Regions from separate parts of the Homo sapiens genome. Here region 2 is linked to region 1. A link is a loop called in an ENCODE intact Hi-C map of the cell type or tissue named here. Cell type or tissue: mammary epithelial cell. All regions are shown on one strand. Links, peaks and the distances in the headings refer to the core of each region. The heading gives the core; the rest is flanking DNA. Region 1 overlaps PLPP4 (phospholipid phosphatase 4). Region 2 holds the start of PLPP4 (phospholipid phosphatase 4).

Region 1 (8,000 bases), core at 1-8,000:
GTCACCAGGCTGGAGTGCAGTGGAGTGATCTCCGCTCACTGCAACCTCCACCTCCCGGGTTCAAGCAATTCTCCTGCCTCAGCCTCCTGAGTAGCTGGGACTACAGGTGCACACCACCACGCCCAGCTAATTTTTGTATTTTTAGCAGAGATGGGGTCTCACCATGTTGGCCAAGAGCTCTTCTTTTATAAAAACAGAATTCAACCAAATGAATGCAGGCTTAGATGCTCCACACCCTTACTACAACCAGACTGCTAGAGCTCAAATTATCTCGGGGACTCCTCTTTGGGAACTGTCTTCAGAGGCCATTTGTATGAGACATGAAAAAAGCCCTCTCCTTACCTGCTACCATTTATTTCTGACCAGAAGTGGTAGTAACCAGTTTGATGATTCAGCTGTGGCCCTGAATGACTTGGATTGTTTAAAAGTCAAATAAGCAAGTCTTGCCACCATGGAGGGTATTCAGGTGCTAAAGGGCTGATGCACTAGAGGAGATTCAGAACTGCTACAGAGAAAACAGAGGATTCCCCTGGGGGCTATTCAGAAGGGCAACACTCCTGAGTTAAGAGGTCCAGTAAGTCTGTGCCATAAATTATTGGGCAGCTCTCACACCTAAATAACTACACGGCTTGTTGAAGTACTGATTTCCTCAAACATGCTTATACAGCTGGTCTGGAAATGTACATTTTGTTTTTTTTTTGAGACGGAGTCTCACTCTGTCACCCAGGCTGGAGTGCAGTGGTGCGATCTCGGCTCACTGCAAGCTCTGCCTCCTGGGTTCACGCCATTCTCCTGCCTCAGCCTCCCAAATAGCTGGGACTACAGGCGCCCGCCACCACGCCCGGCTAAGTTTTTGTACTTTTTTAGTAGAGATGGGGTTTCACCGTGTTAGCCAGGATGGTCTCTATCTCCTGACCTCATGATCCGCCACCTCGGCCTCCCAAAGTGCTGGGATTACAGGTGTGAGCCACCGCACCTGGCCCGGAAATGTACATTTTTAACAATATCTCAAATGGTACTGATGCTGATGATTGAGAATTATGCCTTAGACTTTTGTCTCATGCATTTAGTGCTTAAAGAACAAGAATTGAAGCACCACTTACTAAAGTCCAATGTTATGGTCAAGGTCAAAGAAGTCCTTGTTTCTCCAAATCCAAACATGAAGGCTACCAGCTTACCTTCCTGTTTTCTGTCCCTTTAAGCACTGCATACAGACCAGGCAATGTGCTCCCAAATAGGAGAAAGCAACTCACTAAATAGTGGACGACCCAGTAATGATACTACCAAGTCAGTGTTTATATAGGAGAACAACATGGTTTTGAAGGAAACATTTCAAGGCAATCCCAGCTGGTATAATCTAAGGTTAGGCAACAATGAAACCCCAGAAAAAAGTATGAGTTGGGATGACTTTCCCAATGAGGCTTCCAAAGGAAATTCCAGAGCAGAAAGTCACTGCCCACATAGGAGATGTGGGTGCCAGGTGGGAGGCGCTCAGGATCAAGGCCAGGTGTGCAGGCTGAAGAATTCATTAGAGCTGCCCAATGACTCCAAGCTCATGGCCTGATGGCCCAGTGGTCTCCTTTAGAACTGCGCCCTGCCTCAACTTGCCTCTTCCTAATTGGACCCTCACCCCCACTTCCCCAACAAGGCTGGACTTAATTTAACTCATGCTGCAAATTTCCTAGGTAGATGCATATTGGTATCTTTTCTAGGACCACTATCAACTGCTCTTGAGCCAATGCTAAGCACCTAGGAGGGCCCAAGGCTCCCCATATCAAGGGCTTCCCAGGCAAGGGAATGCAGCCTTCAAAATGCCATGGTTCCCACCCCAGAGTTGCTGCAGCAGAGGTGTCTGTGTGATTGCAAGATGTGGCTTGTTTCCTCCTCTCATCCTAAAAGCAATGGGCCCTAGTGTCTCATTCTTCTCCTGGAAATGTATCTGCCATATCCTTGGGCAGCACAGTCCGTGAATCAGGATGGATAGAGACATAGTTACATGTATCATTCACCCCCTTGTACACAAACATTTTTAAATGAAAGTTGGAATTAAGAGGTGAACTTCAGAAGCCAACACATTAGGAAAACGACTTCCTCCTAGGGCAAAACACCTCTGAACTGGGTAAAGGAGGAATGAGGCGAGTAAGCACCCCACCACCTCACTTTCACTCAGCAAAGCAGACTGAATTGAAACCAGTGCATAAGCATTCCACTCTTTCGACAAAGGCCATTGGTAGCTGCAGTTCTGCTGCCCGAGCCAGGGGAGCAGATGAAGATGTACAGAGGGACGTAAGGTGGGGATGCTCCCTTGTACCTCCACACATGGGCAGAGGTGGAGGAAAAACATGAGCAAGCAAAGTCTCCCTTGGTATTGTTTTCTCTTCTGTTAATGTTTCCATGGCTAATTTTAAAAGAATCAAATCCTAGGAAATCCTAGGATGAGCCCAGGGTAGGAAGATGGGGAGTGGTCAGAGCTTATTAACTGAGACCTGAGAGAAAACAAAGAATTCCAGCCGAACACTGCTGCAGGATTCAGAGAACATATTGAACCCTTCTTGGACTTGAGTTCTGCTCACTTGTTATGAGTATGGGGCTGCTGAATGTACATACCTAGGTTACAATAACAAAGGCTAACGTGTACTGAGAACTTACTAAGGACTATAGTCTATTCTAGGCACCCCATGCAAATTAACTCATTCACTTCTCACAGCAATCCTACATGGAAAAGGCTTCTTACTTAATGCATAGGAAAATAAAGCACAGAGAGGTTCAGCAACCTGCTGGAAGTCACACAACTAATCAAGTGGTAAAATGAGGAGTTGCACCCAGACCATCTAAATTAGGCTCTGCACTTTTGACCACAATGTTAGAGCAGTTCCTACCCTAGAAAGTAAACATTAAATAAAACATAGTGCATGCTTTTTTTCCAAGTTAAAAAAGAAAGGTAAGGAGGCTTGTTTCCAGGTCATAGATAAGTCATAGAAATTTCAGTGACAGCTGTCATATCTTAAGCACCTACTACGTGTTATGGACTTTCCTCACACTTTCCAATCTTCTAACTATTCTGCTATGGAAAATATTATTCCCATTGTACAAATAACCAAACTAAAACTCAGAGAGATGAGTGAACACACAAATGCACACAGCTAGTAGGACCAAGACTCCCAGACTGGGTTGCCATGCTCCTGGGTTGGAGTCCTGAATCTCGGTGATTCCCTTAGCCCAAAAGCTTTAGTTTACAGATGGGGAAACTGAGGCTGGCAGAGATTATATATTGAACACCATCTTTAAAGTTACTAATTGTACTGCACAGTGCCCACATAAAGAGATAGTGTATGTATCATTAAGCAGGATCTGGAATGTGGCTAGTTTTGTATGTATTCCACAGGCTGGGAAGCCAGAGCTCTGTACAAAAAAAAATGTGCGGAATGGACTCAGATTGAGGAGAGGTGAGTTCAGCCCTAGCTCCTGACACTTATCCATTCTTTGTCCTTGAGCAAATCATGTAACCTCTTTGATTCTCAGTTTCCTTATCTATAAATGGGTATGACGATAATAATATCCATGGCAAGTATTATTGGCAGGATTTCAATTCACTAATAGTTATGGAATGCTGATTAGGTGCCACACACTAAGTGAAGTGCCAAAGGTCTGTCACCCCCATCTGATGCTCTCTAGAGCTTGATGGGACATGTTCTTAAAGACACCTTTCACAGATAAAGAAAGTAAGGTGCTAAGAGGGGAGGTGATCTTCCAAATTTGCATAGCTAGTGAATGGCAAAGCTGGGAGTTGACCCCTTGTAGGCCACTGTGGAGCCCAAACCAACTGCCCACCAACAGGATCCAACAGAGAGCTAGCATCCGGCAAATGCTGGTTGTTGACTAGTATTTCATTATTTTCTAGAAAAGACTGTTAAAAGGGTATCAAGATCTTGTCACCAGACACATAGGATTGATGCATTTTCAATTCAAGCCCACCTGCACCCTTAGATCTAAGTAGTGTGCACCTTTGAGTAGCAGGAGGAGGTTGGGGAGAGAAGAGGGAGCCTAACTCTCCCAGGCACCCTGACCATACCCTAAACGACAAACTAAGTTATGGAGCATCCACCCATGAATCAACACAGGAAGGGGCGTCAATCCCTGGCCAGTGCTGCACCCAGAAAGTGAGTCATCCCCACCTGCTGATGTAAGGCACCATGCACCACACTGCCGGGGCGCTTCTGGGAAACCACAAAATGTGAAGCAGTGTGTTTGATGGGGGAGGGCATGAGGATGCCAAGGACTTCTAACAACCAGAAGGGATCGAAGCCAGAGCAGCCTCGATGCGAGGGTGTTAGCCAGAGAGGAGCTTGTCACTGGGGTTTATTCACAACAGACAAAACAAAACAATGGGCCCAAAGTGCCTTCATTTCTGGCTTTTGACAGAAAGGTGTGCTGCAGGGTGATTATAAAGACAACTTTAAGACACTCAGACACTTGGAAAAGGCCCTGCTCTGGGTAAACAATTACATCCCATCACAGATAAAAGAGCTGTCTAAGACTCTTAAAAAGAGCCTAAAAATTAAATTGTCTATCATGATCCAGCCTTGTCTCTTTTTCTTCCTTCTTCCTCCCCAAAATGACTTTATTTCTGCCTTCCTTAGAAGCATCCTATCCCAGAATAGAAAACCCTGGTATCAAATCAACACAGTATCTATCAGTAATAGTCTATGAGAATGTATCTTCTGGACATATCACGGTCGAAGCAAAAAGAGAAGAGGGCAAAGAATAGGCCTTGGGTGGATTTCTTTTGGAAGCCAAGGAAAAAATTTGCAAAACCTATCATTCCTTAAACTTCTTACTGAGTCTTACCTATTCCTCAAGGCTTTTTAGTGATGCTGAACTGTTCACCTTGTGTTCATGTCTGTGCCCCTCCCTAGACTAGAAACCATATCTTATTCATCTTTCCTCATGGCAAGTGTTTCATAACCATCCACTGAATTAGCTTGTAATTAACCAATCTAAAGCTACCCCCAGTCTAGCTCTATCCCTGCCCCCTTTCTTAGCCCTTACGCATAGATACTCCAAACAAACTCCTATTGACAGGACCCACACAGGCTCACTCTCCATTTCTCTGCCTTTACACGCCTCTCCACCTAACCAATCACCAAGGAAGCATCACAGCGGAGTGCCTCCAAGTGAGAGTTTGCACTCACAGCCAGTGCTCAGATCCTGGTTCAGCCACTGACAGTTGTATAATCTCGGACAAGCTGTATAATTTCCTCAGTTTTGTTTTCTCCACTGACATGAGATTAACAAAAGTGCTGACCTCAAAGGATTCTGAAGATTAACTGAGATGTTCTTTATAAAGTGATAAGCACAGCCCCTGAATTCAAGAAATGTTTACTGTTGTTGATGATGATGATGATAATGATGATGATGATGATGATGATGATAATGATGATGATGATGAAGAACTTCCCTAGAAGTTTACCTGAGCCTCTCCTCTGGCCCTTTTCAGATTCCATTTTGTATTAGAGTACCATCCTAATGTACCAGGGATCCTGGAAGGTCCCTGAGGGTACCTCCCAAGTCTCATTGGACTTCTCATCCCCTATAGCCCCTATGGTTTTCTTTACCCACAGCAGGCTCCCTGAAAATGTCCCCTGAATGTACAAAGACACAACTACTATAGACAACAAAAAGTATACCAAAGAGCAACAACTAATACCGATTAAGTTGTCCTACACAAAAAGTAGGTTTTAAAAAATATTCTGATAAACCTCTCACACTCAGCAGGAAACCGGTACCTCTTTTGAATGAGGAAACAGCCTTCCATAAAGGCCTTGGGCATATCCCAGAAATGTTAAGCAAGACTTTTGAGTGCATCTGAAAAGAATTCTCAGCCAGTCTCTCTGGTCAACAGGAACACTGGGTTGTCAAGGGAAACAAGCTCTTGGAATCAAACAGTTCCAACTACACCCAACTTTCAGAGTGACAGACATCACCTGAGCTAATGGTGCCACAGACAGCGAAAGTGCAAGTTAGGAGGCTTCCAGTGACATTATTACCATTTACTCTGCACTTAATCCCCTAGCCATCATTCTGTTAATTTTCTTGTTACATTTGCCGAATTGGCTCCTCTAAATTGCACACAGATGACTCTAGAAGCATTCATTATCCAATAAAAGAAAATCCAAGTCAATGCCAGCTACCTTTAAAAAACACCTTGGTAAGAAAGAAAGTTCATCTTTAGATTAAAACATTCCAACCAAAATTAAAGGAGACCCCAAGAATTTTTTTATGTAGTAAATGAAAAAATGTGAGCTTTCAAAGAAAATCAAGCCATTTTATACATCAGTGAAAATGGATGTTCTATTACCAATTCTTCTACTAACATCTGAAGGTTTTAAAAGACCAAAATAATATAATGCCTTATATTAAATTCTTAAAACCCAGGAGAACAAATCTTTTTTATGGGGTGACAAAATATTTTTCATCTTTGTGTTATAGGTATTATAAATGTATCTACTGCTTTCCTTATGTTATTATGGAATTGTACTAAATCGTGTGACCAAATGAATGAAATTTATCAACTGCTATTAATGAAATAAAAGGTTGAACTTATTTCATTAGAATAGAGGGTATGAATCAGTATGTGTAGCTGAATATCCTTCTGTTCTCTGAGAACCCCAGCACTGAATAAGCCCTCTACTGACTAATTTCTACCACCGCCAGCATGCAAATTGCTCCATCGTATTTACGTCTGTAGCCAGAATATTTGTGGCATTTGTATCTAGACTTCAAAACAATCCATTGTTCATAAATCTAGGACACAGCCACAGATTTCTCACAACATCCCATATGAACATTCATCTCCAAATTGTGTTTTTACAACACATGAAATGTAAAATGTTATGAAAAATAGGAGTAACTGATAAATAGAAGCTTCTCCCTATTAAAGCCATTGAGTAAACTCATTACACACACACTGCTTCCTTTATATCTAGGATTTATAGAATATTTGAGTTACAGCAGAAATGAAAAAAGGCTGATTTTAGTAGTCATGTGTTAGTAATTCCCTACTCACAACCACCCTAATTTGTCAATTTCCCTAAGATTTATAAAAATCCAGTTTACTTTCCAGTAGAAAAGTAATTATTAAGAAGCAATTAAAATAATACTTTAATGCTCGCTGGCATTATGGGCATTTCCAAGAGTTTGCAAAAACACAGATCTTTCCAATCATCACTAATTAACAAAATTTCCTCTGTAAAATCAGAGGGATTTCTTTCAAAATACAAAAATGTTCCCGGTGTGTCTATGAAGTTTCTGGAGCAGTTCCCAGAGAGGCACAAGACACCATGGCAGGTCAACAGGAATAACCTTCAAACTGCTGGGAGGCTGCCCATCCAAAAGTGACATTATCGTTCCATAACAAAGAGGAGCTTAAATATTTCCTCTGTTCTAGAAAGGTTTGATGGTAATCCTCCAATTCTCCAGGGCTTCATTAGCATCAGCAAGGAGTCCCAGACACTCTGCCCCCAACCCTCAGGGCAGCCTCTTGGCTGAGAGCTGAGCTCCAAGAGCTGGCCGCTAGAACCTGGTGCTGTGCTCACTAGCTGTGTGACCTTGGGCAAGTTCCCTCATCTCTCTTGGAATGCAGTTTTGCATCTGTGAAATGTGGACAATAATGACATCTTCCTCACTGGGATGCTGGGTGGAATTAAATTAGACCACCATTTCTTAAGCTCTCCGCAAAAAGCCTGGCATATAGGCAGTGAAATGTAAAAGGTTACAACTGCCATGTGGCAATTGCCATGTGGCATTGAGGGTGGGAGAGGTAAAATTTATCTCAATATATTCACCAGCTCTATGGGTGCTTGCCCATTTATTCTAGAAGGAGAGAGACACAAGACACTCTCAAGAGGTTGAAGCACAGGGTAGTCTTATTAGTGGCCAAAAACTGACCAGCTAAAACCAGAACAGAGGTTTAAACAGAGCTATCTGGGTACCTTCATTTG
Region 2 (16,570 bases), core at 1-8,000, 53 kb after region 1:
TCTTTAAGAGTCAGTAAGGAAAAGCTTGCATCCCTACTACCCGTGGGCCCAAAATGCATTTTCTTAGCTCTCACTTGGAATCTTTGAGGAGCATATGGGCTACGGGTAACAGGATCCCTGCTCTCATGCAGAGCAAATGTAGTCAGAGAACAGGCACATCTACAGGTGATGTTTCTCCGGGGGCATAAGTTTGCAAAGAAGCAAGATACCCCCTCTCCCCGCAGATAATTCTTTCATCCTGAGCAATAGGGTAGAAATACCAAGCAAAACTAGCTGCTGAGCTACACTGGCTGAAGCAGGGAAATCGGATTCAGCCTGCCCAGGGGCACTTTCTAAACCCCTGTGCTGCTAAGACCACCATCTTCGTGAGCAGAGGTAGGTACAACCCAATATTGCCATCATTTCCAGTACTGGCAAAAGGAAGAATTAAACTTCCCCCAAAAGTCAGCCTCTGTCAAGGTGCCAGACGCTTATCTGAGAAAACAAAGGGTCATCTGTTTCTGCATGCTCCCAGCCGTCCTCCCAGAAGTCGGTACATGCCTGATACTAACAGCATCTGAACATCCAAGATCTGCCCCCTAGGGAGGCTCGCATCAATACCAAAGCTGGTTTTTGCAGGTAAAAGAGCCACAAGTTGGACACACTGTTAACAACTTGATAAGAAACCTGGGAGTCATCCAAAAATGCTATCAATGTCCATGTGTGACAACAGATCCCCTATTAAGTAACACAAGAGGGAACTTCAGAGAACAGAACATAAACTGCCTGTCCAGCTTTTACATGACACCCTTAGAAAAAGCAAGACGCGCATAAGCAATAATTACCAAGTTTTCAAATTTACTGCATAGACCATTGTATATCTGTAAACATCTCATAAATATTTGGGGGGGATATTGGAAGGGACACCTGAAAACTATAAATATTTTTACATATTGTTGGACCCTTTTTTATCTGAGCACCCCCAGCAGCAGTCAAACCAGATAGTGAGATAGTGTAAGAGCCTATCTCACTTTATCTCAGCATTCTTCCTACATTCACCCAACAAATGTTAAATTCTACTGTGCACTGAAAACTAGTTTATCATTTCTATCACATAATAATTTAATGAGGTTTTAGCCCATCTGCCAATTAGAAACTGTCCCCATCTGATCACACAGCAATCATTAGTTTTAACGTACATTCCAAAGGTAGAAAATAGAGTAGGAGAAGGGAAGAGTGTTTTGTTTTTCCAAATGCATCAAAATCCAACTGAAGTTCTCGTTCCTTCTTCCCAGTGAATAACACCAGTGTTCGGGCAGAAGGCGGGAGAGGGGGGCTTGCTTGCATCTGGGGGAGCTCATGGCCTTTTCTGATGGTGTGAATAAATACTCTGGATGAATTTAATCCCTGCTAAAGAAAAACATGCAAGAAAGGGCATTTCTTTCCATGTGTATCCCCTGGGCTGCCCAGAACAGAAGTCATCTTTGACACAGCACACCTGCCATGGATGACTCCAGATTGAGGCAGAAATTCAAAGAGGGCCTCCTGTTTGGCTCGGGAGGGCTTTTCCAGAAACGAAAACAAAAACAAACAAATAAATAAATGCATGGCAAATCCAAAAAGTTCATGTAACTTTAATACTTAGAATGTGGCAGAAAACATCCATGGGCAGAGAGGGGGAGAGAATTTGGCTCACTGATGGAGGGACCAGTGCAGGTGTGGGTGCCTAGGTGACAGCAGCTCACGGGAGGCTGCGGGGTGGCTCTGAGCTGGTGTTCTGGGCTCAGGTCTGAAAGAGAGATGTGACAGCTCCCTGCAGCTTGGGCCCTGGAAGTCAATGAGCGGTGGGTCCCTGGGCGCACGGAGGAGGCTCAGGCATCTCTGAAAGAACCTGCGCCACCACCCCTTCTTCTTTTCGGGATCGCTGTTCTCAGTGCCAGCCGCTCAAAGCCACCCTGGGCATTTCACGGCTACCCCTGGAGGGCCTCCGCCCCCAAAGCGGACATCGACCGGGCACAGAGCTCCAGGGTGTGTGTATCCCACCCCGGCCTGCAGCCCCTTGACTTCTCAAGCCTCCACAGCAACAGTTTCTCAGTAGGAGAAGCGCCGCAAACGCCCGCTGGGAAAACGCTCGCCAGGACCGCGGGCGCTAAAGCCAGGGACACGGAAGGAGTCTGGCCCTGGGCACAGCGGGGAGGAATCGGAGACGGGGCCAGGGGTAAAGACTTCCAACGTGGGCCTCAAAGATCACACAGAAGGAGAAACTTCCCGAGGGCACGGGCCAGGGTGCGCGTCCCTGTTTAGAGGTGCAGCCCTGGATCCCCCGGGCAGGTGGTGCGGGGCTGGCGACAGGCGCGGGCCCGGTGAGACCCGGGAGCAGGTCTCAGCCTCGGCGCGCGGTGGTCGCTCCGCGCCTAGGGTCCCAGGAAGGAGAGAGGAAGGGTCTCTCTTGGTCCCGTAGGACACGTTGCGGGCACTTGGCGGGGAAGGGACCTCGAACCCAGGCCCCAGTGGGAAGCGGCTGCGCAAACTAAGTTAGGGCACAGAGAGGCTTGGTCGGTTGTTCCCCCGCGTCAGTGCGCCCTGCCCGCGGTGCGCCACTACTTACACGAAGACTCCGAAGAGCAGGGCTCGCACCCCGATCTCAATGGCCAGCTCCCGCATGGTGCGGCCGGAGCAGCTCCCGCGGCGTCAGCTGGTGCTCTCCGCGGCTCCCGCAGCTCGGCCGGCGCCGGCTCGCCAGACCCTGGGAGGCGAGGGAGGCGCGCTCCAGGCCGCGGGCGGGGGCGGAGGCGGGCGCCGGGCGGGGGCAGGCGCCGGGGAGGGCTCAGCCTAAACCTCGCGCCTCGGGCTCCGGGGCTCCGGGAAGCCGCGCCGGCCGCTGGCGATACTGCGGACCCCGCCTCCTAGTGCGGAGCCGGGGCCGCCTCAGGGACTCCCGGATCCCTCTCCCCAGGAGCCGCCTCCGCCTCCTGGGCCCGCGCCGGGCACCCGCGGACCGGGGAGGGGAAGCCCGGGGAAGCCCCACCGCCGCCGCCGCCTCCCTGCGCGCTCCCCGCCTCCCCCGCCAGTGGGCGGCCCCTGGGCTCCGCGCCAGGGCAGCGCGCTCGCTGGGGCTCTGCCCGCGGCCCCTCTGCAGCTCCTGGTCCTGCCTCCGACTCCCGCTGTCCGGGCTCTCGCTCCCTGGCACACGCACGCACGTGGGCATGTAGTGGACGATCGCTCTGGGGATTCTCCAGGGCTCAGGGCAGCCCTGGCCAACCTTGCTCCCGTGTTCGGCCCTCCCTACACCGTTCGAACCTGAAATTCTTTCTTTTTTCTAGGAAGTTCCCCAGAGATCACTCGCGGGCTTCGCTTTGCTCTCAGGAGATGCCAGCCAGGGTCCAGGGCTCCGGCACAGAGAGAGGGCAAAGGCAAGCCTGGCTCCCCGCCATGCCACCAGCGCCAGGTGGCCCCTGGGGACCGAATCCTCTCTCCCCCACCACCTGTCCTCCGCCCCCAGCAGCTTGGGGCTGCTGAACTGTGGAATATGAAAAAGCTCCTGCCACCGTCCCTGGCCTGGCCGGTGTGTGGGAAGTCAGGGTCGCTCGTCGCTGACACAGCATTCAACCAGCCGTCAGCCAGGCAGCAGGTAGAACCCAGAGCCTCATCCTCAGGTTAAGAGCCAAAAGCCCAACCCTCGCAGCCTAGGGGTCACGACCTCCAGCTGGAGCCCAGCAGGAGCTTGGATTTGCTTTTCCCAAACCGGTCAGAATTTTATTTACTTTTCTTAGAATTTTGACTTCTTGGCTTCACTAATTTAAACCAAGCAGACATTTAAAATGCAAAACACACAGTGATTATAACCATTAGGTTGTTCCTGGGGAGCCCAGGCCTCTCTTGGATTTTAGGAGAGACCCAGCCAAAATTGTGTGAGCAGAGGACACGGATTAGAAGGTGGTTCCTGGGACTAAGGAGCTATGGCTCAGTCCTGGATAAAAGGGGGAGCAGGTAGAAAGAACTTAGGAGGAAGCCCTTGGCATCAGCAAAGGGCAAACAGACCCTACCTCCAAAGGAAACACGTGCAGATCAGAGATACCTGAGCCCAGATATCTCAGGGTCTAGAGAGAGAGAGGCAGAGGGAGTAGGAACAACCCAGGCTCTGTGTGGGAGGGACTCCAGCCCTGAGGCACCACAGGCAGGAGCTGTATCTGCATTCCTCATCACTCTATGCCCAGTGCCCGGCACACTGTGGATACCTGGTTGGTACTTAGTAAATGAATAAATATTTATTCATACATATATATATATATATATGGCTATATATATGATATATTCATTCATATATATTATATATGGCTATATATATGATATATATATACACGTATATATCATCAGGCACATGGGGTGTCAGGTGCAGGTAAGGTAGGAAGGTCTTGGAGGGAGGAGGTATGCTTCTGTCTCCTCTGTATCTTGGGCCCAGCAACTACCTTGGACATAACAACTCCCACGGATTGGCAAAGTGCTGTAGGAGAGCCCATAGGCAGCCTAGTGAACACTGATGATCTCGGTCTGAGATTGTCAGGTGGCCATATTCCAGCAGGGCATTCTGACAATAGCCCCTGACATTGGGGCACCACTTACCTATAAGCATCTGCTGAGTTTGAGTACAGCCTGTGCAAAGTTGTGTGCTGGGTGAGACGATTCATAATCTGTCTCTGCCTTCAAGAAGATGGGGAGCTGATAGACCACAAGGAGACATCAGGGAAGTATGCAAAGCAGTATTAATAAGTCACAAACACATGCTTCAGAAATCTGGATCGCTCAGAGGTCAGAAGTTGGAACCACATCATCAGTCTGAGATAGCCTGAGGACACAGCCTCACGGAAAGGAGCTGGCTTTTGGACCAGGCGCGATGGCTCATGTCTGTAATCCCAGCACTTTGGGAGCCCGAGGCAGGAGGATCATGAGGTCAAGAGATCGACACCATCCTGGCCAACAGGGTGAAACCCCATCTCTACTCAAGATACAAAAATTAGCTGGGCATGGTGGCGCATGCCTGTAGTCCTGGCTACTCAGGAGGATGAGGCAGGAGAATCGCTTGAACCCGGGAGGTGGAGGTTGCAGTGAGCCCGAGATCACGCCACTGCACTCCAGCCTGGGCGACAAAGTGAGACTCCATCTGAAAAAAAAAGAAAAAAAAGAAAAGGAAAAAAAAATGAGCTGGCTTTTGTAAGGCAAAGAAAGAAAAAAATAAGGGGGAGAAATTCTTGGTAGGGGCAAGAAAGTAGGTGCAAGGAGCAGAAGGTGGAAGTGGTTTTGGAGGGCAAAAGGAGTTACCCTGTCTGACAGAGCAGAGAAACCACCCGAGGTTAGGTTGGTGGAGGAGACGTAGTCGTGACAATCCTGCCCACCAGGGTCTGTTACCAGGGTCACAGAGAGAATATTCAGTTTATCACTTCGTATTTGTATAGAGATACCCAGAGAGGGAGTCAGAAGGGGCATGTAACTTCACTTCATGGTCATTAAGAGACTCTGAAACACATAGATCGAAAGAAGTGCCCAATAAAACCCCCCATTTTGCTGGAATTTATTCTCCATTATCTCCCCCAAGTGCTCATCCAGTGCAGGGTGCAAATCCTGCCACTGAAAAGGCATTCACCCTTGAGGGAGCATGTACCCTCTTCAGATGGCTCTTTCAAAAGCATTTCCTTACAGGGAATTGCTACACACCACCTTGCAACTTACATCATTGCATCAGTCCTGTCCCACCAGCTACTCGGAACTATCACAGTCAACGCTTCTATGGTGACAAACAACAGATGGCTCAACCTAAACTTATTTAAGAAAAGACAACTGAAAAGTCCAATGGAAGGTCAGCCTTCACACATGACTGAATTCTGAGTGCAAGCAATGTCATCAGTACCTGGTTCTTTCCAACTCTCTGCTCTGTCTGCACTGCATTGACTTCAGTCTCAGGCTCCTGGTAGTTTCAAGATGGCTGCAGGCATTCCAGCTTTACACCCTCTCAAGTTCAAGTCTGACTAGAAAGACCTCTGCCTAGGTCCCAGCACTCCCAGCAAAAGTGTCGTAGAATGTCATTGTTGCTGCCAACCCTGAACCAATCACTGCAGTCAGGGAACCATGATGAATTGATTGTCTCAAGCCTGGTCACATGCTTCATCCCTACCCAAAGCTTCCGAGACTGGGGAGAGGTGACCCTACATATACAGGGCTGATGCTTTGGAGCAGGGAGAATGTTTGATGGGAAAGTAAACAACCAGGGGCCATCCTGTTCCATGCTGCATGGTGGGGTCATCCCCAACCATTCTTGTCCAACCCCACGATCATTAACCAGTAAAAGGGAGTTATTCTGGGTGCTCCATGATAAGGCTGCCCAATTTCTACAACTGTCAATACAGATTTGCAATTTGTTGTAAGTTTGTGTTCTCTGAAGGTGGCTTTAAACAAAGCTATGATGTCATCCTTGATGCTTGTCTTCAGCTGCCCAGTCTCTTCTTTCTCCAGTCCCTTTGGCAACCCTGTCATCTCCTCTAATGATCCCTTTTTCCATTTACCAAAGCCTGTTGTCAAGGGAAAGCTCTAGCCTTATTCATTATATAAACCTGGATCAGGATGTCTCTGGGGGCTCTCTCACACAGAAGGATCTATAATTTAATCCAGATCCTTCTTGAAGGGCAGATAGGCTCTGATACCTCTGAAAAGTACTGCAGATGGCATCTTCAGTGCCCCAAATCACAAAAAGCAGGAAGCAACACCCACCCCCCTACCCCCCACCACCCGCCACCCCACCCCGCCACCTGCCACCCGCCACATTCCTTCCATGTGTTTGGAGGTAGCTGGCTCTCGCAGCTGTTCAGCTATGAGCATATGCCAAGCAGGTAGAGCCCTCCTGAAATGTCATGTTGCTGCACCAGCAGACAAATGAGCTTACAGGGAGTCAAGAAACAGAGCCAGGTTAGATAACATGATCCAGCCACAGCACCTAGGTGCCAGGCTTGGCAGCCCCTGCTGGGTCTTTTTAAGATCCCCATGGAATGTGATGAGTCCTCTGGTGACGGAACCATGGGTCAGAGCTTCAGCAGCCTCAGAAATGCTTTATCATAAGAAAGAGAATAAACATGGCAATCCCCCTACCAAGACATGATGAACAACATAGCTGTAAAGTGCGAGACTGATCTTTGAAAAATCACTTTGAAAAATCTAGACACTCATTGAGTGTAGCTTTCTCCAATGCTTTTGTGGCTGCACACATTTTCAAAGTGCCACTTTGGGGAAATCTCCCATTTCCCCATATTTCATATTGAGCTTCATATTTCATATTCCCCAATATTTCATATTGAGCTTATGGGCATGCCAAGAAAATAAATTCCATCCCTCTGTAGTTATGCTTATGTTGTTAGAGTTTTTTTTAAACCCCCAAACAGTATTGTCCAGCATGCTGACCCCAAATTGACCAGACTTTTGACTGTTTCCAAAACCCAAAGCCACCTCAGAGAGAACACAAACTTGCAACAATTTCTTATCATCTCATTTCCAGAAGTTATACTCTGTATCTGAGTGCTACCTACCCAGTTGCACTAAGAGCTGTCCTGGTAACAGGCAGCCAGCACAGCGACCCTTATCCACAAAGATGCACATATCCAAACTTTCCTCTGTAGCTGCCTGGCATGAACTTGATGATGTAGCTGCGATCCAAGAGGGATTTTAGAAGGTTACCAACTTCAAACTGGTCCATGAATATCTTCCATAATGGTCTCAATAAATATCTGCTTGACACCTCCAGGGATGTAGAAATCACTCATCACTCATTCCATTTCCAGGGAGAGTAGAAACAGATTTTTGAGTAGAAACAGATGTTTGAGTAGAAGCAGATGTTTGAGTAGAAAGAGATTTGCCTCTAGCCTACATCGATGGGCCCAAATTGTTTTTTGGGGGCCACATAGAATAAATGTAATGTCTATTCTTCTACAATATAGCCCTTTAATTATCCTACAACTACAAAAGAAGATAGGGATAGATATGTAGAGCGAGAGGGAGGAAGACAGAGTCTTCTCTTTACCAATCTAAATATTCCTTCATTTCACCTTCTTTCAAGCAGCAATATTTATAAGACCTCTGAGAATATGGCACTAGACCTGATGCGGAACTGCATTAGGCCAAATTCCACATAATAAAAAGTAATTTTCTGGCCAGGCACGGTGGCTCACACCTTTAATCCCAGCACTTTGGGAGGCTGAGGCAGGCAGATCACTGGAGGTCAGGAGTTCGAGACCAGCCTGGTCAACATGGTGAAACCCTGTCTCTACTAATAACACAAAAATTAGCCAAATGTGGTGGTGGGTGCCTGTAGTCCCAGCTAGTCGGGAGGCTGAGGCAAGAGAATTGTTTGAACCAGAGGAGAAGGTTGCAGTGAGCTGAGATCGTGCCACTGCACTCCAGCCTGGATGACAGACTAAAACTGTGTCTCAAATAATAATAATAACAATAAAATAAAAGGTCATTTTCCTACTTCCAGGGAAGAAGTAAAGCACAGTAAAATAAATTAACCATTTCATATCTTTTGTTTTGTAATAGTTTAAATTTATATTAAAGCATAAAATATTATGTCTCCAAATTCCAGAATTACTCTCTTTAAAGCTCGTTAATAGAAATTATTGGTTGTCCATTCAAATTTAGATATTTGACAGCAAAGGTAAACATTTGCACTTACTTTTTTTGTTGTTAATAATGCCTTTAGCATAGTCAATTTCTTTTTTTATATTTTTTTTATTATACTTTAAGTTCTAAGGTACATATGCCCAACATGCAGGTTTGTTACATATGTATACATGTGCCATGTTGGTGTGCTGCACCCATTAACTTGTCATTTACATTAGGTATATCTCCTAATGCTATCCCTCCCCACTCCCCCCATCCCACAATGGGCCCTGGTGTGTGATGTTCCCATTACTGTGTCCAAGTGTTCTCATTGTTCAATTCCCACTTATGAGTGAGAACATGTGGTGTTTGGTTTTTTGTCCTTTTGATAGTTTGCTGAGAATGATGGTTTCCAGCTTCATCCATGTCCCTACAAAGGACATGAACTCATCATTTTTTATGGCTGCATAGTATTCCATGGTGTATATGTGCCACATTTTCTTAATCCAGTCTATCATTGATGGACATTTGGGTTGGTTCCAAGTCTTTGCTATTGTGAGTAGTGCCACAATAAACACGTATGCATGTGTCTTTATTGCAGCATGATTTATATTCCTTTGGGTATATACCCAGTAATAGGATGGCTGGGTCAAATGGTATTTCTAGTTCTAGATCCCTGAGGAATCGCCACACTGTCTTCCACAATGGTTGAACTAGTTTACAGTCCCATCAACAGCGTAAAATTGTTCCTATTTCTCCACATCCTCTCCAGCACCTGTTGATTCCTGACTTTTTAATGATCGCCATTCTAACTGGTGTGAGATGATATCTCATTGTGGTTTTGATTTGCATTTCTCTGATGGACAGTGATGATGAGCATTTTTTCATGTTTTTTGGCTGCATAAATGTCTTCTTTTGAGAAGTGTCTGTTCATATCCTTTGCCCAATTTTTGATGGGGTTGTTTTTTTTTTTCTTGTAAATTTGTTTGAGTTCTTTGTAGATTCTGGATATTAGCCCTTTGTCAGATGAGTAGATTGCAAAAATTTTCTCCCATTCTGTAGGTTGCCTGTTCACTCTGGTGGTAGTTTCTTTTGCTGTGCAGAAGCTCTTTAGTTTAATTAGATCCTATTTATCAATTTTGGCTTTTGTTGCCATTGCTTTTGGTGTTTTAGACATGAAGTCCTTGCCCATGCCTATGTCCTGAATGGTATTGCCTAGGTTTTCTTCTAGGGTTTTTATGGTTTTCTTCTAGGGTTTTTATGGTTTTAGGTCTAACATATAAGTCTTTAATCCATCTTGAATGAATTTTTGTATAAGGTGTAAGGAAGGGATCCAGTTTCAGCTTTCTACATATGGCTAGCCAGGTTTCACAGCACCATTTGTTAAATAGGGAATCCTTTCCCCATTTCTTGTTTTTGCCAGGTTTGTCAAAGATCAGATAGTTGTAGATGTGTGGTATTATTTCTGAGGGCTCTGTTCTGTTCCATTGGTCTATATGTCTGTTTTGGTACCAGTACCATGCTGTTTTGGTTACTGTAGCCTTGTAGTATAGTTTGAAGTCAGGTAGCATGATGCCTCCAGCTTTGTTCTTTTGGCTTAGGATTGACTTGGCAATGTGGGCTCTTTTTTGGTTCCATATGAACTTTAAAGTAGTTTTTTCCAATTCTGTGAAGAAAGTCATTGGTAGCTTGATGGGGATGGCATTGAGTCTGTAAATTACCTTGGGCAGTATGGCCATTTTCACGATATTGATTCTTCTTCTCCATGAGCATGGAATGTTCTTCCATTTGTTTGTGTCCTCTTTTATTTCATTGAGCAGTGGTTTGTAGTTCTCCTTGAAGAGGTCCTTCACATCCCTTGTAAGTTGGATTCCTAGGTATTTTATTCCCTTTGAGGCAATTGTGAATGGGAGTTCACTCATGATTTGGCTCTCTGTTTGTCTGTTATTGGTGTATAAGAATGCTTGTGATTTTTGCACATTGATTTTGTATCCTGAGACTTTGCTGAAGTTGCTTATCAGCTTAAGGAGATTAAGGGCTGAGACGATGGGATTTTCTAGATATACAATCATGTCATCTGCAAACAGGGACAATTTGACTTCCTCTTTTCCTAATTGAATACCCTTTATTTCTTTCTCCTGCCTGATTGCCCTGGCCAGAACTTCCATTACTATGTTGAATAGGAGTGGTGAGAGAGGGCATCCCTGTCTTGTGCCAGTTTTCAAAGGGAATGCTTCCAGTTTTTGCCCATTCAGTATGATATTGACTGTGTGTTTGTCATAAATAGCTCTTATTATTTTGAGATATGTCCCATCAATACCTAATTTATTGAGAGTTTTTAGCATGAGGGGCTGTTGAATTTTGTCAAAGGCCTTTTGTGCATCTATCGAGATAATCATGTGGTTTTTGTCTTTGGTTCTGTTTATATGCTGGATTACATTTATTGATTTGTGTATGTTGAACCCAGGGATGAAGCCCACTTGATCATGGTGGATAAGCTTTTTGATGTGCTGCTGGATTCAATTTGCCAGTATTTTATTGAGGATTTTTGCATCAATGTTCATCAGGGATATTGGTCTAAAATTCTCTTTTTTTGTTGTGTCTCTGCCAGGCTTTGGTATCAGGATGATGGTGGCCTCATAACATGAGTTAGGGAGGATTCCCTCTTTTTCTGTTGATTGGAATAGTTTCAGAAGGAATGGTACCAGCTCCTCCTGTACCTCTGGTAGAATTCGGTTGTGAATCCATCTGGTCCTGGACTTTTTTTGGTTGGTAAGCTATTAATTATTGCCTCAATTTCAGAGCCTGTTATTGGTCTATTCAGAGACTCAACTGCTTCCTGGTTTAGTCTTGGGAGGGTGTATGTGTCGAGGAATTTATTCATTTCTTCTAGATTTTCTGTAGAGGTGTTTACAGTATTCTCTGATGGTAGTTTGTATTTCTGTGGGATCAGTGGTGATATCCCCTTTATCACTTTTATTTTGTCTATTTAATTCTTCTCTCTTTTCTTCTTTATTAGTCTTGCTAGTGGTCTATCAATTTTGTTGATCTTTTCAAAAAACCAGATCCTGGATTCATTGATTTTTTTGAAGAGTTTTTTGTGTCTGTATCTCCTTCAGTTCTGCTCTGATCTTAGTTATTTCTTGCCTTCTGCTAGCTTTTGAATGTGTTTGCTCTTGCTTCTCTAGCTCTTTTAATTATGATGTTAGGGTGTCAATTTTAGATCTTTCCTGCTTTATCTTGTGGGCATTTAGTGCTATAAATTTCCCTCTACACACTGCTTTAAATGTGTCCCAGAGATTCTGGTATGTTGTGTCTTTGTTCTCATTGGTTTCAAAGAACATCTTTATTTCTGCCTTCATTTTGTTATGTACCCAGTAGTCATTCAGGAGCAGGTTGTTCAGTTTCCATGTAGTTGAGTGGTTTTGAGTGTGTTTCTTAATCCTGAGTTCTAGTTTGATTGCACTGTGGTCTGAGAGACAGTTTGTTATAATTTCTGTTCTTTTACATTTGCTGAGAAGTGCTTTTCTTCCAACTATGTGGTCAATTTTGGAATAGGTGTGGTGTGGTGCTGAGAAGAATGTATATTCTGTTGATTTGGGGTGGAGAGTTCTGTATATGTCTGTTAGATCCGCTTGGTGCAGAGCTGAATTCAATTCCTGGATATCCTTGTTAACTTTCTGTCTCATTGATCTGTCTAATGTCGACAGTGGGGTGTTAAAGTCTCCCATTATTATTGTGTAGGAGTCTAAGTCTCTTTGTAGGTCTCTAAGGACTTGCTTTATGAATCTGGATACTCCTGTATTGGGTGCATATATATTTAGGATAGTTAGCTCTTCTTGTTGAATTGATCCCTTTACCATTACGTAATGGCTTTCTTTGTCTCTTTTGATCTTTGTTGGTTTAAAATCTGTTTTATCAGAGACTAGGATTGCAACCCCTGCCTTTTTTTGTTTTCCATTTGCTTGGTAGATCTTCCTCCATCCCTTTATTTTGAGCCTATGTGTGTCTCTGCACATGAGATGGGTTTCCTGAATACAGCACACTGATGGGTCTTGACTCTTTATCCAATTTGCCAGTCTGTGTCTTTTAATTGGAGCATTTAGTCCATTTACAATTTAAAGTTAATATTGTTATGTGTGAAATTGATCCTGTCATTATGATGTTAGCTGGTTATTTTGCTTGTTAGTTGATGCAGTTTCTTCCTAGTCTCGATGGTCTTTACATTTTGGCATGATTTTGCAGCGGCTGGTACCAGCTGTTCCTTTCCATGTTTAGCGCTTCCTTCAGGAGCTCTTTTAGGGCGGGCCTGGTGGTGACAAAATCTCTCAGCATTTGCTTGTCTGAAAAGTATTTTATTTCTCCTTCACTTATGAAGCTTAGTTTGGCTGGATATGAAATTCTGGGTTGAAAATTCTTTTCTTTAAGAATGTTGCATATTGGCCCCCACTCTCTTCTGGCTTGCAGAGTTTCTGCTGAGAGATCAGCTATTAGTCTGATGGGCTTCCCTTTGTGGGTAACCCGACCTTTCTCTCTGGCTGCCCTTAACATTTTTTCCTTCATTTCAACTTTGGTGAATCTGACAACTACGTGTCTTGGAGTTGCTCTTCTTGAGGAGTATCTTTGTGGCATTCTCTGTATTTCCTGAATTTGAATGTTGGCCTGCCTTGCTAGATTGGGGAAGTTCTCCTGGATAATATCCTGGAGCGTGTTTTCCAACTTGCTTCCATTCTCCCCGCCACTTTCAGGTACACCAATCAGATGTAGATTTGGTCTTTTCACATAGTCCCATATTTCTTGGAGGGTTTGTTCATTTCTTTTTATTCTTTTTTCTCTAAACTTCTCGCTTCATTTCATTCATTTGATCTTCAATCACTGATACCCTTTCTTCCAGTTGATCAAATTGGCTACTGAAGCTTGTGCATTCATCACGTAGTTCTCGTGCCATGGTTTTCAGCTCCATCAGGTCCTTTAAGGACTTCTCTGCATTGGTTATTCTAGTTAGCCATACATCTAATCTTTTTTCAACGTTTTTAACTTATTTGTGATGGGTTTGAACTTCCTCCTTTACCTCAGAGAAGTTTGATCATCTGAAGCCTTCTTCTCTCAACTCGTCAAAGTCATTCTCCGTCCAGCTTTGTTCCATTGCTGGTGAGGAGCTGCGTTCCTTTGGAGGAGGACAGGCACTCTGATTTTTAGAATTTTCAGTTTTTCTGTTCTGTTTTTTCCCCATCTTTGTGGTTTTATCTACCTTTGGTCTTTGATGATGGTGATGTACAGATGGGGTTTTGGTGTGGATGTCCTTTCTGTTTGTTAGTTTTCCTTCTAACAGTCAGGACCCTCAGCTGCAGGTCTGTTGGAGTTTGCTGGAGGTCCACTCCAGATCCTGCTTGCCTGTGTATCAGCAGTAGAGGCTGCAGAACAGCGAATATTGGTGAACAGCAAATGTTGCTGTCTGATCTTTCCACTGGAGGTTTCATCTCAGAGGAGTACCTGGCCGTGTGAGGTGTCAGTCTGCCCCTACTGAGGTGTGCCTCCCAGATAGGCTACTCAGGGGTCAGGAACCCACTTGAGGAGGCAGTCTGTCCGTTCTCAGATCTCAAACTCCATGCTGGGAGAACCACTACTCTCTTCAAAGCTGTCAGACAGGGACATTTAAGTCTGCAGAGGTTTCTGCTGCCTTTTGTTCGGCTATGCCCTGCCCCCAGAGGTGGAGTCTGCAGAGGCAAGCAGGCCTCCTTGAGCTGCTGTGGGCTCCACCCAGTTCGAGCTTTCCGGCTGCTTTGTTTACCTACTCAAGCCTCAGCAATGGCGGGCGCCCCTCCCCCAGCCTTGCTGCCACCTTGCAGTTTGATCTCAGACTGCTGTGCTAGCAATGAGCGAGGCTCCGTGTGCGTGGGACCCTCTAAGCCAGGCGCGGGATATAATCTCCTGGTATGCAATTTGCTAAGACCATTGAAAAAGCGCAGTATTAGGGTGGGAGTGACCCGATTTGACAGGTGCCGTCTGTCACAGCTTTGCTTGGCTATGAAAGGGAATTCCCTGACCCCTTGTGCTTCCCAGGTGGGGCGATGCCTTGCTTTCCTTTGGCTCACGCTCAGTGCGCTGCACCCACTGTCCTGCACCAACTGTCCAACAAGCCCCAGTGAGATGAACCTGGTACCTCAGTTGGAAATGCAGAAATCACCCGTCTTCTGCGTTGCTTATGCTGGGAGCTGTAGACTGGAGCTGTTCCTATTTGGCCATCTTGGAACCACCCCCATTTCATTTCTTTAGAGTAGATGCCGTTCTATCAAAGGAGAACATATATGAATTAATAACATCTTCAGAAAAAACATGGTACTTTATTTCTTTTTTCTTTTCTTTTTCTTTTTTTTTTTTTTTTTTTTGAGATGGAGTCTCGCTGTCACCCAGGCTAGAGTGCAGTGGCGTGATCTTGGCTCACTGCAAGGTCCGCCTCCCAGGTTCACGCCTTTCTCCTGCCTCAGCTCCCTGAGTAGCTGGAACTACAGGCACCTGCCACCACACCAGCTAATTTTTTGTATTTTTAGTAGAGATGGGGTTTCACCATGTTAGCCAGGATGATCTCGATCTCCTAATCTCATGATCCGCCTGCCTTGGCCTCCCAAAGTGCTGGGATTACAGGCATGAGCCACCGCTCCTGGCTGGTACTTCATTTCTTAGAAAAGTTTAAGTGAGGAACTATGTGTATTATTTTCAAATTCATCATGTGAAAAGTCAGAGTATCATTTCCCTTACTTCATCCAGAAAGAATCGTGTGGGAGCCTCCAATAGGATTCTCATTGCCATAGATCAGCAGTCCCTAACCTTTTTGGCACCAGGGACCGGTTTCATCAAAGACAATTTTTCCATGGACTGGAGTGGTGGGGATGGTTTCAGGGTGATTCAGGTGTATTACATTTATTGTCCACTTTGTTTCTGTTATTATTATATTGCAATATATAATGACATAATTATACAACTCACCATAATGTAGAATCAGTGGGATCCCTGAGCCTGTTTTCCAGCAACTAGACAGTCTCATCTGGGGGTGGTGGGAGACAGTGACAGATCACCAGGCAGTAGATTCTCATAAGGAGCATGCAACCTAGATTCCTCACATGTGCAGTTCACAATGGAGTTTGTGCTCCTGTGAGAATCTAATGTCACCACTGATCTGATAGGAGGTGGAGCTCAGGCAGTAATGCCAGCGATGGGGAGTGGCTGTAAATACAGATAAAGCTTCACTCTCTGGCTCACTCCCCACACACCACTCATCACTCACCTCCTGCTGTACAGCCCAGTTTCTAAGGGGTTGTGGCCCGGGGGTTGAGGACCCCTCCCATAGATGCTGTGGCAGTAACTAGAATCCAGCAATATTAGGGCAAGAACAACATAAAAAATAAAGACATCTTTGTACTTCATGTACAGCTAGTTCTGTTCCTTCATTTGTTGGAAGTCCAGAGCCTTGCCAAGATGCCCGATGGAGGGAGGGACAGGATCTGGGGCAGAACCGGAACCCAGATTCCCTCTCTTGCACTCCTGTGCTCTTTTATGGCACCAGCTGCATCTTGGGTGACATCTGGTTTTGACTTTTGACATTGTAGTTTTGATTTACATTTCCTTCATGGATGATGAGGTTGAGCATATTTTCTTTTTATTTTTTTATTTTTATTTTACTTTAAGTTCCAGGATACATGTGCAGAACATGCAGGTTTGTTACATAGGTATACATGTGTCATGGTGGTTTGCTGCACTTATCAACCTATCACCTAGGTTTTAAGCCCCACATGCATTAGCTATTTGTCCTGATGCTCTCCCTCCCCTTGCTCCCCAACCCCCACAGACCCCCATGTGTGTTTCCCCTCCCTGTGTCCATGTGCCCTGTTGAGCATCTTTTCTTGTGTGTTTTGGCCGTTCTCATTTTCATAAAGCACCTATGCATATATTT

The links. Hi-C counts contacts between places; a loop is a spot of excess contacts. Peaks named below come from ENCODE experiments on the same cell type or tissue, not always from the same donor. Only the 100,000 strongest peaks of a DNase experiment are listed, where the experiment ranks them.
Region 2: it touches region 1 in a loop (8-fold over the local background); 2 of 110 quality-filtered maps call a loop at or near these places.

Annotation. Positions count from the first base shown.
Region 1 is chr10:120,504,794-120,512,793 of GRCh38, reverse strand. All of the region lies in intron 2 of PLPP4 (phospholipid phosphatase 4), which reads right to left. Among named protein-coding and RNA genes, the nearest start is that of PLPP4, 52 kb to the right of the region's middle. RefSeq lists an enhancer at 7,787-8,000. In mammary epithelial cell, for the core only: a CTCF peak has its summit at 1,577; DNase peaks (open chromatin) are centred at 1,413, 4,193, 5,893, 6,723 and 1 weaker place; H3K27ac peaks cover 5,791 bases.
Region 2 is chr10:120,443,379-120,459,948 of GRCh38, reverse strand. PLPP4 (phospholipid phosphatase 4) reads right to left here and starts at 2,722. Exons shown (of 7, transcript NM_001030059.3): 1 at 2,588-2,722. The coding sequence starts at 2,643. In mammary epithelial cell, for the core only: no CTCF peak of the experiment used is centred there; no DNase peak of the experiment used is centred there; H3K4me3 peaks cover 825 bases; H3K27me3 peaks cover 1,610 bases.